3 separate regions of the Homo sapiens genome follow, and regions 2 and 3 are each linked to region 1. Evidence: chromatin contacts called from ENCODE Hi-C or POLR2A ChIA-PET data. All regions are on one chromosome and are shown on one strand. Each heading gives the region's core, a stretch centred on a gene start or an enhancer-like site at or near the end of the contact. The rest is flanking DNA. Distances are from core to core; before and after follow the strand shown.

Region 1 (5,166 bases), core at 1,103-3,602:
TGGGCAACAGAGTGAGACTCTGTATCAAAGAAGAAAGAAAAAGCATCAGAATTGGCAAAACTGGAGGAAAAGAACAAAAAATGAAGAGAACATCAGATAGGTTACGAAGATAATCAGTTTGGGTCAATTCCCCTAAAACATGGGAGCTGCCATAGACCCCTCAAGGCAATAGTTTTCAATTGGGAACCATTTGGGTCCCCAAGAAGTTATCTGGCAACGCATGAAGACATTTTTGGTGGTGGGTGCTACTGGCTTCTAATAAGCACAGGCATACTGCTAAACATCCTATAATGCACAGGAAAACCCCTTAAAACAATCCAAAATATCAACTGTGCCAAGATTGAGAAACCCTACATTGAAGAATACTGGCCCTACAGAAACACTGAACAGACACTGTAATTCACAAAGGGAATGTTATTAATACAGCTACCTATAAAGAAATACCAAGGAAGCTGGGCGTGGTGGCTCACACCTATAATCCCAGCTTTTTGGCTGATTCAGGCGGATCACCTGAGGTCAGGAGTTCGAGACCAGCCTGATCAACATGGAGAAACCCGGTCTCTACTTAAAAATACAAAATTAGCCAGGAGTGGTGGCGGGCCCCTTTAATCCCAGCTACTCAGGAGGCTGAGGCAGGAAAGTCGCTTGAACCTGGGAGGCAGCGGTTGCGGTGAGTCGAGATCGTGCCACTGCACTCCAGCCTGGGCAACAAGAGCGAAACTCCATCTCAAAAAAAAAAAAAAAACTACCAAGGAATAGCTACCTATAAAGAAGTCTCCCCAAGTTAACTGAATACTTAAAATTTGAATACTTAATGGTTTTGTCCTTAATCCCCGTTGGACCACTTTGATAAGGGCTACTGTGTGTCTGAGTGACCAACCCATGCCAGTTTGCCCAGGACTGTCCTGGTTTTAGCACTGAAAGGACAAATGAAGCCATTCTGTCCGCCAAGAGTACAGTGATATTTGGTCATCTGGAATTTTCTCTCTTTTGAAGAGAAACCTCAGATTCCTTCATGGTTTCCTCTGTGCTTGTTCTCACACATTACCAAGCTCCTGAGGCCTGGCTCCAGCAGGGAGAGAAAGGGTCTGATCTCAGAGGTGCTCTCTGATCCAGAGGAAGCCCAGAAGAAATGGGGGCCTGCCAGTGCTGGTGGCCAGGAGGGCATTGTTAATAGCTCATCTGGTTCTGTCGCCACCCAAGGCAGGGTTCTCCTTTGGATCGGACACTGGGGAAGTGTTCCTTCCCTGCAGGCTCACATAGCTTGCTAAGAGGCATCTTTCCTCACCTCCTCCTGGGGCAGTGCCCCAGGCAATGGAATGCATTCCTTGAGAAAGGATCCCTTACATGCTTTCCCTTATCTTTCCCAGATTATGCCCTTTCTTCAGCCTATTTCTTTTTTTCTTTCTCTTTTCTGTTTTTTTTTTTTTTTTGGGGGGGGGCGGAGACAGGGTCTCCCCCTGTCACCCACAATCATATTTATGCCTGATCAATTTTTTAAAAAAATTTTTTTGTAGAGATGGGGTCTTGCTATGTCGCCCAGGCTGGTCTTGAACTCCTAGCCTGAGCAACATAGCAACAGCCACCATGCCTGGCCTCCAAGCCTATTTCTTACAAAGGTGAAACTTTCTAACTACTACCTAGCCCCTGTGATCAACTTACATAACATATATGAAAGCATTTTGGAAACTGTAAAATATCAGACAAACGTAACATACTAACATCACAATGAGAAATCATTTGTCATTTTTCTTTTTTAAAAGAGACAGGGTCTCACTCTATCGCCCAGGCTGGAGTGCAGTGGCATGATCATGGATGGCTCACTGCAGCCTCAAACTTCTGGCCTCAAGTGATCCTCTTGCCTGAGCCCCTCAGGGTGCTGGGATTACAGGTGCAAGCTCAGCTCATTTCTATTTTTGAAGTTAGCAACTGAGGGTTGTTTCACTTTCTAGATACTTTAAATTCCCGTGTGGCAGGCACTGTTGTAAACACTTTGCATGTGTTATCTCATATAATATTCACAGAAATCCTGATGATGATGATGATGATACCCATTTTATAGATGAAGAAACTGAGATAGGATGACATTAAATAACTTTCCCAGGGTCACAGAGCTGGTGGAGCTGAGTGATTAGATTCAGACAGGCTGGCTCCAAAGTCCATGCTGAATGCTACCTGTGACTCAAGCCAGGAGAAAAAAAGGAGTTGCTCAAATAAAGCGTCCCTGGCAGTAACGAATCATTAACTTTCAGCCCACTCCAAGGAATGGGTGGCCTGAGGGTCACGTGCTAAAGAGGAAACCCTGAGTGAGTCAATCATGAACACATGACTGTTCTTAGTTCCTTATAGGTTTGCTTCCTCAAATAGCCTTCCTGGAGTGCTGAGCCAAGAGATGGATTGGGACCAGTTTCAGTTCTGGGAAAGGGGCTGAACCCCATCTAGCCAATGCCTGCACCCACGCTTCAGCTCTGTGCATGCTGGTGGCCGAATCTAACACAGGCCACAGGGACTTCCTCAAACTGGGAAATGCCTGCTCATGTTGTCAAGAGTCCTCAGCAACAGCTTGTTTGCCGACTAAACAAGGCTGCCACCTCACACAGGCAGCCTCAGAAAGATCAGGGAGTTAATAGTTACATGAAGACAGCTCAGAGAACAGCTCAAGTGACAGTCCAGACAAATGCAGATCGTATAATGGGTACCTGGTTAGATTCTGTTTAAAAAAAAAAAAAAGGATGTTCCTCTCTGCTATTTATTCCCTGTTCCAATTTTTTTAAAAATCCTGTTTTCCCTTTCCTGATCCTCCCTTATGGTATCTCATACTTAAAAAAAAAAAAAGTCTGGGATAAGCTGATAGTCACAAAGAAACAGGAATGCAACAAACCAGAAACCCAAAGCCCCAAATCTCTGCCTTATCACAGACCGTTTAAAACTCTGGAGTTTTTTCCTACTTCAGCACATATCTCAAGATTAGATAAATGTGGTACCATTGTGTTACTCCCTGGTGAAGAAACCAACAAACTGTCCAATAAAAATTACAGGAAGCTAGGAGCGGTGGTGCGTGCGTGTAGTCCCAGCTACTCAGGGGGCTGAGATGGGAAGATGGCTTGAGCCTAGGAGGTCAAGGCCAGCCTAGACAACACAGCAAGACCTCTTCTCTTAAAAAAAGAAAAAAAGAATTATAGGAGGTCACTGTTTTGGACTAAACTTCTGCAACTAGGGCCCAATAGACCAGACTGAAAATCAAAATGGAGTCACCCAGGCTAAAGTTCCACATCACAAAACAGAAACTAAGTTGTTGTCTGACCTTCTCAGTAATCAGGACGAAGAAATAACACCAAATTTCTTAAATGGGCCAGTTTCAAATCTTTAATTGGCATAATGAAACTCCCTGCTTTAATCCTTAAAGTAATCTGATGTTATTTTTCTGTTGTTCTGTCTCCTGTTGTCCCATTCCTTACAAAAAAAGTATCTTTGAAACAATTAATATACTTTAAGTTCTTTCCTTCTACTTTATAAAGCCAAGCTCTTCTGCTCGGCTGACTGGAACCCTTTTCCTATAATATGGAAGGAAGTGTTGCCCGATTCTAGAAACTCAAATAAAAGCAATTGAGAACTTTAAACTAAATTTGTTGCAATTTTGTCTTTTGACACATAGGATTTTCCTCCTGACACTTATAGACAATTGTAGAATAAATGGCCTCCCTCTGCCTCCATTTTCTACTTCCATTCATTTTCAGTGTTCTTAGCTTTTTCTTTCTACATGCCCACCACTTAGATTTCATTGTTCTTCCATCTGAAAGCTTTGCTTATGGCCTTTTCTATCATTTTCTCTTCTACCTTAACTTCTAGAGTTATTATGTTACCTAGGACAAGAGATATGACTTCTCACTGCCTCAGTTCCTCATCTGTAAATGGTGCTGTGTAGCAGGGCCTGCTGTAAGGGCTAAGGGGTAACGCACACAAAGTGCTTGGCACAATGCTACACACAGTAGGTGCTCAAAATGTGATAGCAAGCTGGGCACGATGGCTCACGCCTGTAATTCCAGCACTTTGGGAGGCCAGGGAGGGCAGATCACTTGAGGTCAGGAGTTCAAGACCAGCCTGGGCAATATGGTGAAACCCCATCTCCACTAAAATAACAAAAAATTAGCCAGACATGGTGGCGTGCACTTGTACTCCCAGCTACTCAGGAGGCTGAGGCAGAAGAATCACTTGAACCTGGGAGGCGGAGGCTACAGTGAGCCAAGATCATGCCACTGCACTCCAGCCTGGGCAACAGAGCGAGACTCTATCTTAAATTAAAAAAAAAAAAAATGCAGCCAGGCACGGTGGCTCACGCTTGTAATCCCAGCACTTTGGGAGGCCAAGACTGGCGGATCACGAGGTCAGGAGACTGAGACCATCCTGGCTAACACACTGAAACCCCATCTCTACTAAAAATACAAAAAATTAGCTGGGCATGGTGGCACGCGCCTGTAGTCCCAGCTACTCAGGAGGCTGAGGCAGGAGAACCACTTGAACCCGGGAGGTGGAGGTTGTAGTGAGTCGAGATCATGCCACTATACTCCAGCCTGGGTGACAGAGCGAGACCCTGTCTCAGAAAAAAAAAAAAAAAAAATGCAATAGCAAAGAAACAAATTGGATGGGAATAACTAGTTCAGATTCTCTAGGTAAAACTCTATAACTTTAAGGGTAATTATTTAAAAGTTATTAAAATTATAAAAAATAAGATCTGACTTAAGTGGGAACTAGATTACCTATTTTAGGGAGATGATATGAAGAAAATTTACCCATCTTATGGAGGTGGTTCAAATCAGAGCACTTCTCCATACACGAGTCAATCTACATTCCCAAGAAGCTCTGAAGCATTTTTCTCTGTGGGTCTTTGCTGGAGTTATTACATTGAGAAAGTAAACTTTAGGGTAATTTTTTTTTTTTTTTTGAGACTAGGTCTCACTCTGTCACCCAGGCTGGACTGCAGTGGCACAATCACAGCTCACTGCAACCTCTGCCTCCCTGGCTCAAGGGATCCTCCTACCTCAGTCTCCCATGTAGAGGTGACCACAGGTGCACACTACCATGCCTGTCTATTTTTTTAAATTATTTTTTATTTTTGTAGAGACAGGGTCTCGCCTTGTTGCCCAGGCTGGTCTTGAACTCCTGGGC
Region 2 (5,166 bases), core at 1,417-3,916, 940 kb before region 1:
ACCATGCTTTTAATAATTATGGTTTGCCAAACATAGAAGTCCCCCATTATCCACAAGGGATACATTCAAAGAAACTCCAGTGGGCTGGACCTGGTGTCTCAGCATCCCTGTAATCCTAGCATTTTGGGAGGCTGAGGCCAGAAGATCACTTGAGCTTAGGAGTTTGAGACCAGCCTGGACAACACAGTGAGATCTCGTCTCTATTAAATTTTAAAATTAAAAAATTATAAAACAACCCCCCCCCAGTGGATGCCTAAAGCCCATATAGTACAGAACCCTATATATGGACTGTTTTTTTCCTATACACACCTACGATAAAATTCAATTTATAAATTAGGCACAGTAAGAGACTGACAATAGTTAATAATAGAACAGTTATAACAATATACTATAATAAAAGTTATGTGAATGTGGTCTCTGAAAATATGATTGTATTTTCAAACTGCGGTTGACCACAGAAACTGAAACTCGGGAAACCCCTGAAAGTGAAACCACGGATAAGGGGGCACTACTGTGTAGTGAATACGCTCTAAAATTTAAGGTCCAAAGTCCATGTCTGAAAAATTTAAATTATTACTCAAAAAAGAAGTACTAGAATGTGAAAAAGCAGGTTATGTACTGAAAAGCATATGTGGTATGATACCATATTTGTATAAAATATATAAATGCAAAAAAGTAGTTTAGAAGGGTATAAACTAACATTTTGGTGATCTTTGGGTGGCAGGATTATTGATTTTTTTTTCCTATCTGCTTTTATCAACATCTTCTCTATTACACAAAGTATTTCGTATAACCAAAAATATTAGTTATAGGCTAGCATAAAAGGTAAAAAGCTGAAAAAGAACTTCAAGAAATCTTTCCTTCTTCTAAATCAGAAGGATTCCAACTACAGTAGTAAGAAAAAATATCTCAACGGCAAACACTGGAGAAAAGATTCGTTAAGGGGTTCATGTTATACCACAAGGACATACCCTTCAAGGAAATAATCTAAACTCATAACTCTTCCTGGGTTTGATAAGGAGCAATTAACTATCACGTACTGTTGTTCTTTCTTGCTGTTAACCACTGAAACACCTCAATTAATGAGTTCTCGGGGGTGAAGCGGTGTTCTTAAACACCACGTTGGAAAAAAAAAAAAAGTTAGGACAAAAAGGTTTGGTTTTCTGGTCGCAGTGCTGTCGACGGCCGCGGAGAGCGGCAAGTTCGGAGCAGGCTACACTAAAGGAATCTGCGCGGCCAGCCACCCTAAGTGGAAGGGAATGCAAAGCCTCCTGCAACCTCCACAGCGCTGGGCAGCAAGAATGCCTCCTAAGCGTCCCAACACTCCAACACCTGGAAGGTCTTACGCTTTCCAAGTTATAATATGTACAGCTGCTGTTTCTGACAATAACACACACAAACTGGAAGGTCTCTTCTGCAAATGTAGCTATTACGTGTGTGAAGCTCATCCGACTCTCTCGATGCAAAAGTAACACATTCTATTAAGGCCACAGCCTCGGTTTTGCCAACTGGGGCAACTGAAAACATCCTACCGACTCTCTACAGCTAGCAAACCATCTCGGCTAAAATCCTGGCACATATAAACAGCCACTTTGGTGAAGTCTGCCTTTAAACAGCAACACGGGACTTCGGGTAGAGCCGGTAACCAGTTTATCACACACTATTAGTTCCAATAAAGGGTGCTGCTACCTCTTTACTGTCAGCCTTGGTTCCACTTACTGAGCAAACAGAAAAAGGGGATCCTTTAAATTCGCGACACAATAGGAGCTAAAAAGCTCTCGCTTTCAGGGTGTCAGCTTTCTCGTCTCACTTATCACAACAAAGGACGCATCCTAGTGACTTCACCGTACCCAGAAAGGGCTGAGGGAGACGGTAAACAAGATAGTGTGGATTTCAGGATTTGTGAGTTTTTCCTTCCAGCTACGACTCTCTTTTTACTCCATGATACGCCTCCACCCGTCGACAATCTGATCCTAAAAATAAAACCACCCGTGGCTACCTTGCCCTTGCCTGCAAAGCCCCGACTCTGACATCCTGCAGAGAATACCCAATTGCAGGCTCTTCGCGGGGGACGCGGGCTCGGCAGCAGCGGAGCTTCTCCCGGTGCAGAATCGCCAGCCCGGCCGAGGAAACGCCAAGCCCGAGAAACAGCCCTGTTCTGCCGCAGCCGCCGCAGTCCCCGAGAGCCTGAGGAGCCCCCAGGAAAAACTGGGGCGAGGGGAGGGTGAGCCAGCAAACGCTGGTGGGAGAGGGGGAGACACTCACCCGCCCAGACAACAACCGATGGGGCGGGGAGGATGGGGGCCGGGACCGAGGCTCGGCAGAAAGACCGCCTGGAGCTTCCAGAAGGCTGCGGCTGCTCCGGACGCTGCTGCCACTGCCGTTTCTGGCCGCCGGCTTCCTCCCCCTCCTCTGTTTTGATTCGAGTGACCACGTCACTCTTAGCCACAAGACCCGGATCTGCCGGCTCCCGCGGGCGGCGGCGCAACAGATTGCAGCGCCTGGAGACTCCAGCTGCCCCGCCTGCCGAGCATGCGCATGCCCAGCGCCTGCCCTGTGCGTCCCGGGAAGCCGGGCGGGAGCCTGCGGCTTCGGACGCCTACGACACGCTGTGCGTGGGGGCGCGGAGTGCGGGGGATGTAGTTCCGGTTGGGAGGGGCGTGGCTGAGGACTGTGAAGCAATCGGGGCGAGGCCGGGTGTCTGTTCAACTCTCCCGCGTATCGTCTGTTTCTTCGGCGGCGGACAGTGTTCTGTAATGTGTCTCCCGTTGCCCGAGCTAAAGGTTTTCCTCGACGGAGTCTTTAGAATACCGTGGTAGAGGTAGACGCGGTTACAAATTGATGTCTGTTGAGACAGTCTACCCCTGTAAAGTGTTTTTGGTTACTCAGGCCCGGATGGAAATTGGAGATGGGGATTACAAAAATACATCAAATGTGGCTGTTATTGATTCCCTTTACCTTAACATTTTTGCACCGGAAACGACCAAAATTAAGTTCAACAGGAATATTAATAAAAGGAATATGTAGTCGGGCTTGGTGACTCATGCCTGTAATCCCAGCACTTCAGGAGGCAGAGGTGGGCGGATCACTTGAGGTCAGGAGTCCGAGACCAGCCTGGCCGACATGGTGAAACCCCATCTCCACTAAAAACACAAAAATTAGCCGGGCATGGTGGTGCCCGCTTGTAGTCCCAGCTACTCGGGAGGCTGAGGTGGAAGAATCGCTTGAACCCGGGAGGCGGAGGTTGCAGTGAGCCGAGATCGCGCCACTGCACTCCAGCCTGGGTGATAGTGAGACTTTGTCTCAAACTAAATAATTAAAGATATGTGACCAAAGATGACTTGCTGGTCAGGAGATAATGGGGAAGTAGGAGGGAATGCTGTGGCTAGGCAGCCAGCCAGCCCAAGTCTTAGTTGCTTTGGTTGTAGAGCTGGAATAAGAGTGCTGCTTTTACCCAATCTTCCTTTTAGAGCAAGTTGGTGCTTCCTATTCTCCCATTCTAGTCTCTGAGTCTCCCCGCTAAATTTTGGGGGCCCTGGAAATTTCCCAATTTGGCAAAATGCAGAACTATATTGTTTTCTTAGGTCCTTCAGTTGGCAAGCTTTAATTAAAATGGGACAAGTGGCGAAGTAAAAGTGAATCCCAAACAAAGATTTTACGAAAGTGCCTCTCTGCCAGTCTTGACGGAGAGGTGAAAGCTGCAAGCTTTCTTACTCAGATTTGATGACCTTTTCACTTACCCAGACTTCCACCTCAGCAATTTGGTTAATTACCCCTCGACAAGCTGAATCACCTTCCCCAAATAAGTATCATTTACAAGAGCTTTTTAATTAAAGTGGATATTGAACACAGGTAAAGGTTTCTAGAAAATTAAAGGTTTCTGGTAAAACTTGAAGTGTTTCCCAGTTAACTAATTGCAAAGTAGATACAAAGAATAAAGATTTTGGCCCTTAATCTGCAACCTTGAACTCTGCTTACTCAAATTCAGAGTTTGAGATGGAATCTGGTGCCCTAATGAGCTGACACTGTACCAAAGGGTCTTTAATTTGTGCAACTCCAAACAAAATCTGTTATGCTTGAGTGCACCCATGGGCACGTATGTGTTTGAGAACACAGCTGTGTTTAAGAGAACAGTATGGTACAAAACTAGAATTGTACTGGTTGTTGCAAAATTCTCAGTACTTGGTTTTGTTGTTGTTGTTTTTGTTGTTGTTGTTTTTGTTTGTTTTTGAGATGGAGTCTTGCTCTGTTGCCCAGGCTGGAGTGCAGTGGCTCGATCTCGGCTCACTGCAAGCTCCGCCTCCTGGGTTCACGCCATTCTCCTACCTCAGCCTCCCGAGTAGCTGGGACTACAGGCACCCGCCGCCACCACGCCTGGCTAATTTTTTGTATTTTTAGTAGAGACGGGGTTTCACCATGTTAGCCAGGATGGTCTCAAGCTCCTGACCTCGTGATCCGCCCGTCTCGGCCTCCCAAAGTGCTGGGATTACAGGCGTGAGCCACCGCGCCTGGCCTTTTTTTTTTTTTTTTTGAGATAGGGTCTTGCTCTGTTGCACAGGCTGGAATGCAGTGGTGCAATCATAGCTCACTACAGCCTCAAACTCCTGGGCTGAAGTGATCCTCCCATTTTAGCCTCCTGAATAACTAAGACTACAGACACATGCCACCACAGTGAGCTACTTTTTTTTTTAATTTGTTATAGGATCTTGCTATATTGTTGAGACTGGTCTTGAACTCCTGGTCTGAAGTGATCCTCCTGTTTCAGCCTCCCAAAGTGTTGGGGTTACAGGCATGGGTCACTGTGCACACCCAGTACTTGCTTTATAAAGTAAATTACAGGAAAACCAAGATGTTAGGATTAGCCTGGCGAGGTGCTGTATGCCTGTAGTCCCAGCTACTCAGGAGGCAGAGACAGGAGAATTGCCTGAACCCAGGAGTTAGAGGCTTTGAATAGCCACTGCACTCCAACCTGGGCAACATAGCAATACCTTGTCTCAGAAACAAACAAACAAAAAAGATGTTGGGATCCTTGGTAGCCAGCCTCTAAGAGGACCCCCAGTGATTGTCACCGCTGGTGGTCTGCATCAACCCTTTGAATCAGGACTACTATGTTTTACCAATAGAATACAATTGAATGTGTGTGACTTCTGAGGTTAGGTCACAAAG
Region 3 (5,166 bases), core at 1,491-3,990, 880 kb before region 1:
TGGAGTGCAGTGGTGTGATCTCCGCTCACTGCAACCTCCGCCTCCTGGGTTCAAGCGATTCTCCTGCCTCAACCTCCCAAGTAGTTGGGACTACAGCGCACGCCACCACACCCAGCTAAGTTTTTGTATTTTAGTAGAGTCGGGGGTCTCACCATGTTGCCCAGGCTGGTCTCGAATTCCTGAGCTCAAGCGATCCGCCCGCCTCGGCCTCCCAAAGTGCTGGGATTACAGACATAAATCAGGGCGCCCGGCCTGGACCCTTCTAACTGGTCCCCCTTTGAGTATTCCAAGTTTCTTCACATTCCAAGATTAGGATTGGACAGTGATAATGTAAAGTGCTCAAAAAGTTTTTGCACTCTTCAAAATAATTTTTTTAAGTCTACTGGCACAAATACATATAGCATTGCGTGATTTACATTACACCAATAATTCCTTGTACCATGACCTACGTATATGGTTGAGTCCTCTTAGGACCACTAGGGGGCTCTGCTAGAAGGGTTTATATAATTTATGTCAGCCCACTTAGGGGAAATGTTTTGAGATGATATTTTCGAATTCTGAACTCTTAAAACTTGAGAGAGATAATCTAATCCAGTTTTCTCGTTTCGTAGATGAGGAAATAAAAGCTGGCAAGAGAACTGCCATGGGAGAGAACTGGAATTTTAAAATCTCCTCTTGGTTCCTGGGGCGGGAGTTTAAGAAATTCTCTTTTGCCTTGTGCCCCCACTGATTCGCCTCCATTGGCTATTTCCATGTTTGCCACCACAATTTTAATTACTTTTGGTAAAACCATGTATTTGTGATATTTTTATAATAGATATTTTACTGATTGGCTAGGTGAAGAAAGTGCATGAAGTATAAACTTCTGAAATGACACCCTTATTACTTATTCCAAAATGTTCTATTCAAAATGCTTCTCAGTACCAAACCATTATTACTATGCACCTTAGAAACCACTTTCTTTTTTAAAAATTATTATCTTTAGAGACAGGATTTCACCATAGGGCCCAGGTTGGTCTCAAACTCCTGGGCTCAAGTGATCTGCTCCCCCTCGGCCTTCCAAAGTGCTGGGATTACAGGCGTGAGCCACCGCGCCCGACCAGAAACCACTTTCTTTTGTTTGTTTGTTTTTTGTTTTTTTTTGAGACGGAGTCTCGCTCCGTTGCCCAGACTGGAGTGCAGTGGCGCAATCTCGCTCGCTGCAAGCTCCGCCTCCCGGGTTCACGCCATTCTCCTGCCTCAGCCTCCCGAGTAGCTGGGACTACAGGCGCCCGCCACCACGCCCAGCTATTTTTTTTATATTTTTTTAGTAGAGACGGGGTTTCACCGTGTTAGCCAGGATGGTCTTGATCTCCTGACCTCGTGATCCGCCCGCCTCCGCCTCCCAAAGTGCTGGGATTACAGGCGTGAGCCACCGCACCTGGCCCAGAAACCACTTTCAAACTTACTTTCCACTTAAAATATTTTATACTTTTTGTTTTGTTTTGTTTTGTTTGAGACAGAATCTTGCACTGTGGCCCAGGCTGGAGTGCAGTGGCGCGATCTCGCTCACTGCAACCTCCGACCCCCAGGTTCAAGCGATGTTCCTGCCTCAGCCTCCAGAATAGCTGGGATTACAGGTGCCTGCCACCACACCTGGCTGATTTTTGTATTTTTAGTAGAGATGGGGTTTCACCATGTTGGCCAGACTGGTCTCGGACTCCTGACCTCAAGCGATCCGCCGCGCCAGCAAAAACGTTTTAGTCTTATCTGTACTCATTTACTCATTCAATATTTATTGAGTGCCTACTATCACCAGGCACCTTTGAGGCCTAGGTTTACAGAAATAAGGCTCCCCCTCCCCCACCCCGAGTCCCCTGAAGGGTACTGTAATTGTTTCCATTTCTCCAATTTTCACTTTAATATATGTGAATTTTCACATGCTTCATTCAGTTCAGTGGTTCTCATAATGTGGTCCCGGAACCAGCACCAACAGCAGCAGCAACTGGGAGACTTGTTAGAAGCGCAGTCTTAGGCCCACCCTACACTCTAGGGATGGGCATAGGAGTGTGTGTGTGTGTGTGTGTGTGTGTGTGTGAGAGAGAGAGAGAGAGAGAGAGAGAGATTGTGTGTGTGTGTCAAGCTCGGTATTAAATAGGTCAAAGAGCAACATCTGGCTTCTAAACCCACCCTCAGGCCTCTCCACCGAGTACCTGTCTCAAACCCAATCTGATCCAACAATAACCAGCCTTAATTCAATAATCTGTGCTACCTGAGATGATGGGAATAATCGTGGTACTATAAATGTTGCAGAACAAAAACGACTGCAGTAGATTTTCTGGGGCTACACCAACTGAAAATGGGCCGGACCGAGATCCGGGAGAGCGTTTTCCTGCGCTAGACACGGCGTTCAGCCTCCGGGTTCCGGGTCTAGCTGAGTCAGGGCGGCGTTCCAGCCGAGTGCGGCGTCGGAAACCCGTTCGGTTGCGCCCGAACCTTCGGTCAGAGGCCAGCGCTGGAAGCCCAGACCACAGCACCCGGGTTTAAACAGGAGCGGAGGCGCCGGGAAGGGCCGGGGGGGCCGGCTAGGGCCGGCCAGCTTGGAAGCCGCACCCTCGCGGCCCCAGACGCCGGCAGGGCGGAGCCACGCGGCCGCAGCCCCAGCCGAGACGCGAGCTCGTGGCTCGGGCGTATGGGGGCTCCAACGGGAGCGGCTGCGCCGCCCGGCCGGGTCAACGTCGTGCGCATGCGCCGACCCGGCGCCATTTTGGTGGCCGGGCGCGGAGGTGATTCCACACTGAGGCGAGCGCGGCGGCCGGGGTGGTAGTGGCAGTGTTCGTGTGCTCAGGTCTGAATCGCCGAGGGAGGAGGCGGTGGAGGAAGAGGTGGCGGCGGTGGCGGTGGTCGTAGCGGTGGCGGAGGAGGCGGGTACGAATCAGCTGCGGGCGGAGACATGGCCAACATCGCGGTGCAGCGAATCAAGCGGGAGTTCAAGGAGGTGCTGAAGAGCGAGGAGGTCAGAAATGAACTCCCGGATATCCCCCACCTCTGCCTGGGGCGGGAGGGTCCTCCCAGCTGCGACCCCGATATCCCCGGTAGTCCCTGGGTGGTCCTCCTTGCGGCCGCCCTTCTGCCTGTGAGGAAGCAGCAGTGTTCCCCTCCTCCTTCCGCCGCCTTCCCCTCCCCTCCCAGAGCGCTAGGATGGACGGTCTCGCGGGCGGGTGGTCTGGGGTGGAACATGGTTTGGGGAGGTGATGGACAGGGGGCAACTCCTCGGAGGGATGGAAGCTCACAAGAGAACCCGAGGCGGTGGCCGCAGCTGGAAATGTGGCTGTGGGGTGGGGAGGGAGCAGGCCGAGCCTGAGAAAACCCGGGAAGTGGGTTGGGGGAAGGGGAAAGGTGGTAACTGGATCCCAAGAGCAGTGCTGCTCGAAGGCCCACACTTTTGAGGGTATTCGGGGTTATTGCCTGTCAGGCCTTCACTGTTCTTTTCTTGGGGAAGGAGCAGTGAGTCCTTAGGTATTGATTAAAAAGGAAGGACATTCAGAGTTAGTCCTTCTTAGTTGGGTGTTAGGAGTCAAAGGGAGACATAATAGAATACTGTCTTATTTGGTGGCAGGGGTAAGGGAATTTTCACCTGAGTTAGCAAGTTAATTCCAAATAAGATAATTATCTCTTTTCCACTTAACCCCCAAATTCCTAGGCCTCATCTTTATTGACATCTCAATCTTTTGAGTGGGCAAAGGCAAGGTGTTTGGTGTATTAAAGACATGTAAATATTTTTAGTTAGGAAACAAATAATGGAATGTATGAGTAGCTTATTTCAAAATATTGTTTACAAGTTACAGATCAGAGAGACTGTCTTAAGACAGTGCCTCTGTGACTCGTGTTGTGCCACGAAACTTCATTATGATGTCCCTCATAGTTAACTTGATTCTTACTTTTGAAAAGCAGACCTATTAAAAATGTGAAATTTCACCAGATTAATACATTGTTTCATCTCCTTATTGAGATTTATCACGACTTAACAGATTTTCAAAAAAGTTGCCTCCCGTTGCTCTTAAGTCCTGCAGAATTTAGATACATTTGTACTACGTTTATTTATGTAAGATATTCACAGTGCTCTAGTAATTTGACTCAAAATTATGCAAGTATTAGTACAGTTTCTCATACCAAGATCAACAAGAATGCCAGATTGTCTTCCCCACATGAATTAAACAAAAAGTAATACAGAAAATGATTATTTTCAAGATTCACATACCATTATTGAATATATCATTGCTATTTGTGTTTTTCTTTTACAGTTAGTACTTTAATAGTGTCAATAATAATTTGTGAAATTCAGCATTCTAAGTATGTGATGAGTATACATGGAGAAAAAATTATTTAAAATTCAAAAATGACAACAGACTTATTGAAAGTAGTATATAAGTCATGGTCGGTTTTACAGAGCATGTGTATGAACTCTGACCTCTATGTTTGTTCATATGCCAAAACTCTGAATGGAAGGATGACTTTGTATTTTGTGGTACAATGCAGAAATAGAGTCATAAGTGTCTGTACTGATACAATGAAACAGCAATTTTAACTTATTTAATATGAAAATGTATTCCAGGTTAGTTGACATATATACTCCTAATGAAAGCAGTTGTTGTTGCCAACAACTGAAAACATTTCTTGTTTAATAAGGTTGTACAAGCCTGAAACTTAATAGACTTTTAATGCTTTATTTTCTGTTACTTACGGTAACAGAAACAGTAAGTTACTGCTCTGGTAATTAATGTGGTCTCTTTGCTTTTTATGAGCTGACTTTTCACCGTGGTATTCTTAGTACTAAGTTGAAGATTACCAGAAATACTTGTATTGCTCTCTAGTAATGCATATTAAAAAAACACTGCTCTTTATACGTAAGGGATGTTGAAGCCTTACTTCAGATAAGCATCAAAAGTGTTTCAGAAGAAGAAAACAGGAAATGCAAACAGACAGGTTTTTTGTTGTTTTTGTTGTTTGTTTGTTTTGTTTTGTTTTGTTTAGAACAGTACCTGTATAAATATGGAAGGAAACTTCTGGGAAAATAAGTTGGAAAGAACATTTAGGAAAGGGTCACATCATTTAATCTTGGAATAAATATAACCAATAAATAGCTTATTTTCACCAGTATTTTTTGATATTTTAGTAGCCCCAGTT

Evidence for each region. Hi-C counts contacts between places; a loop is a spot of excess contacts on that map. ChIA-PET counts read pairs that join two places held with the same protein, here RNA polymerase II (POLR2A). Pooled maps may share reads with other maps.
Region 2: a loop to region 1 is called in a pooled map, with 3 times the contacts of the local background. The contact joins the promoter of SMIM14-DT here to the enhancer-like site in region 1. A Hi-C loop is called at or near these places in 4 of 37 single-sample maps with no recorded cell type and 4 of 50 pooled maps. POLR2A ChIA-PET finds 5 or more read pairs at or near these places in 4 of 52 experiments (CD4-positive, alpha-beta T cell, PC-9, activated B cell and 1 more).
Region 3: a pooled map shows a loop between it and region 1 (3-fold over the local background). The contact joins the promoter of UBE2K here to the enhancer-like site in region 1. A Hi-C loop is called at or near these places in 1 of 37 single-sample maps with no recorded cell type and 1 of 50 pooled maps. POLR2A ChIA-PET finds 5 or more read pairs at or near these places in 3 of 52 experiments (A549, H1 and OCI-LY7).

What each region holds. Positions count from the first base shown.
Region 1 is chr4:40,574,824-40,579,989 of GRCh38, forward strand. All of the region lies in intron 1 of RBM47 (RNA binding motif protein 47), which reads right to left. Among named protein-coding and RNA genes, the nearest start is that of RBM47, 52 kb to the right of the region's middle. RefSeq lists enhancers at 2,316-2,485, 2,506-2,705. Within about 2 kb of position 2,353, at least 33 of the 41 ENCODE cell types and tissues checked have a DNase peak (open chromatin) inside an H3K27ac peak, as active enhancers do; they include OCI-LY7 and PC-9, where a contact is called at or near this core.
Region 2 is chr4:39,636,474-39,641,639 of GRCh38, forward strand. It overlaps SMIM14-DT (SMIM14 divergent transcript), which reads left to right and starts at 2,667. Exons shown (of 6, transcript NR_183845.1): 1 at 2,667-2,821. It overlaps SMIM14 (small integral membrane protein 14), which reads right to left and starts at 2,392. Exons shown (of 5, transcript NM_174921.3): 1 at 2,266-2,392. RefSeq lists enhancers at 2,334-3,051, 4,823-5,166.
Region 3 is chr4:39,695,396-39,700,561 of GRCh38, forward strand. UBE2K (ubiquitin conjugating enzyme E2 K) reads left to right here and starts at 2,741. Exons shown (of 7, transcript NM_005339.5): 1 at 2,741-2,995. The coding sequence starts at 2,933. RefSeq lists an enhancer at 2,295-2,354 and a silencer at 2,435-2,724.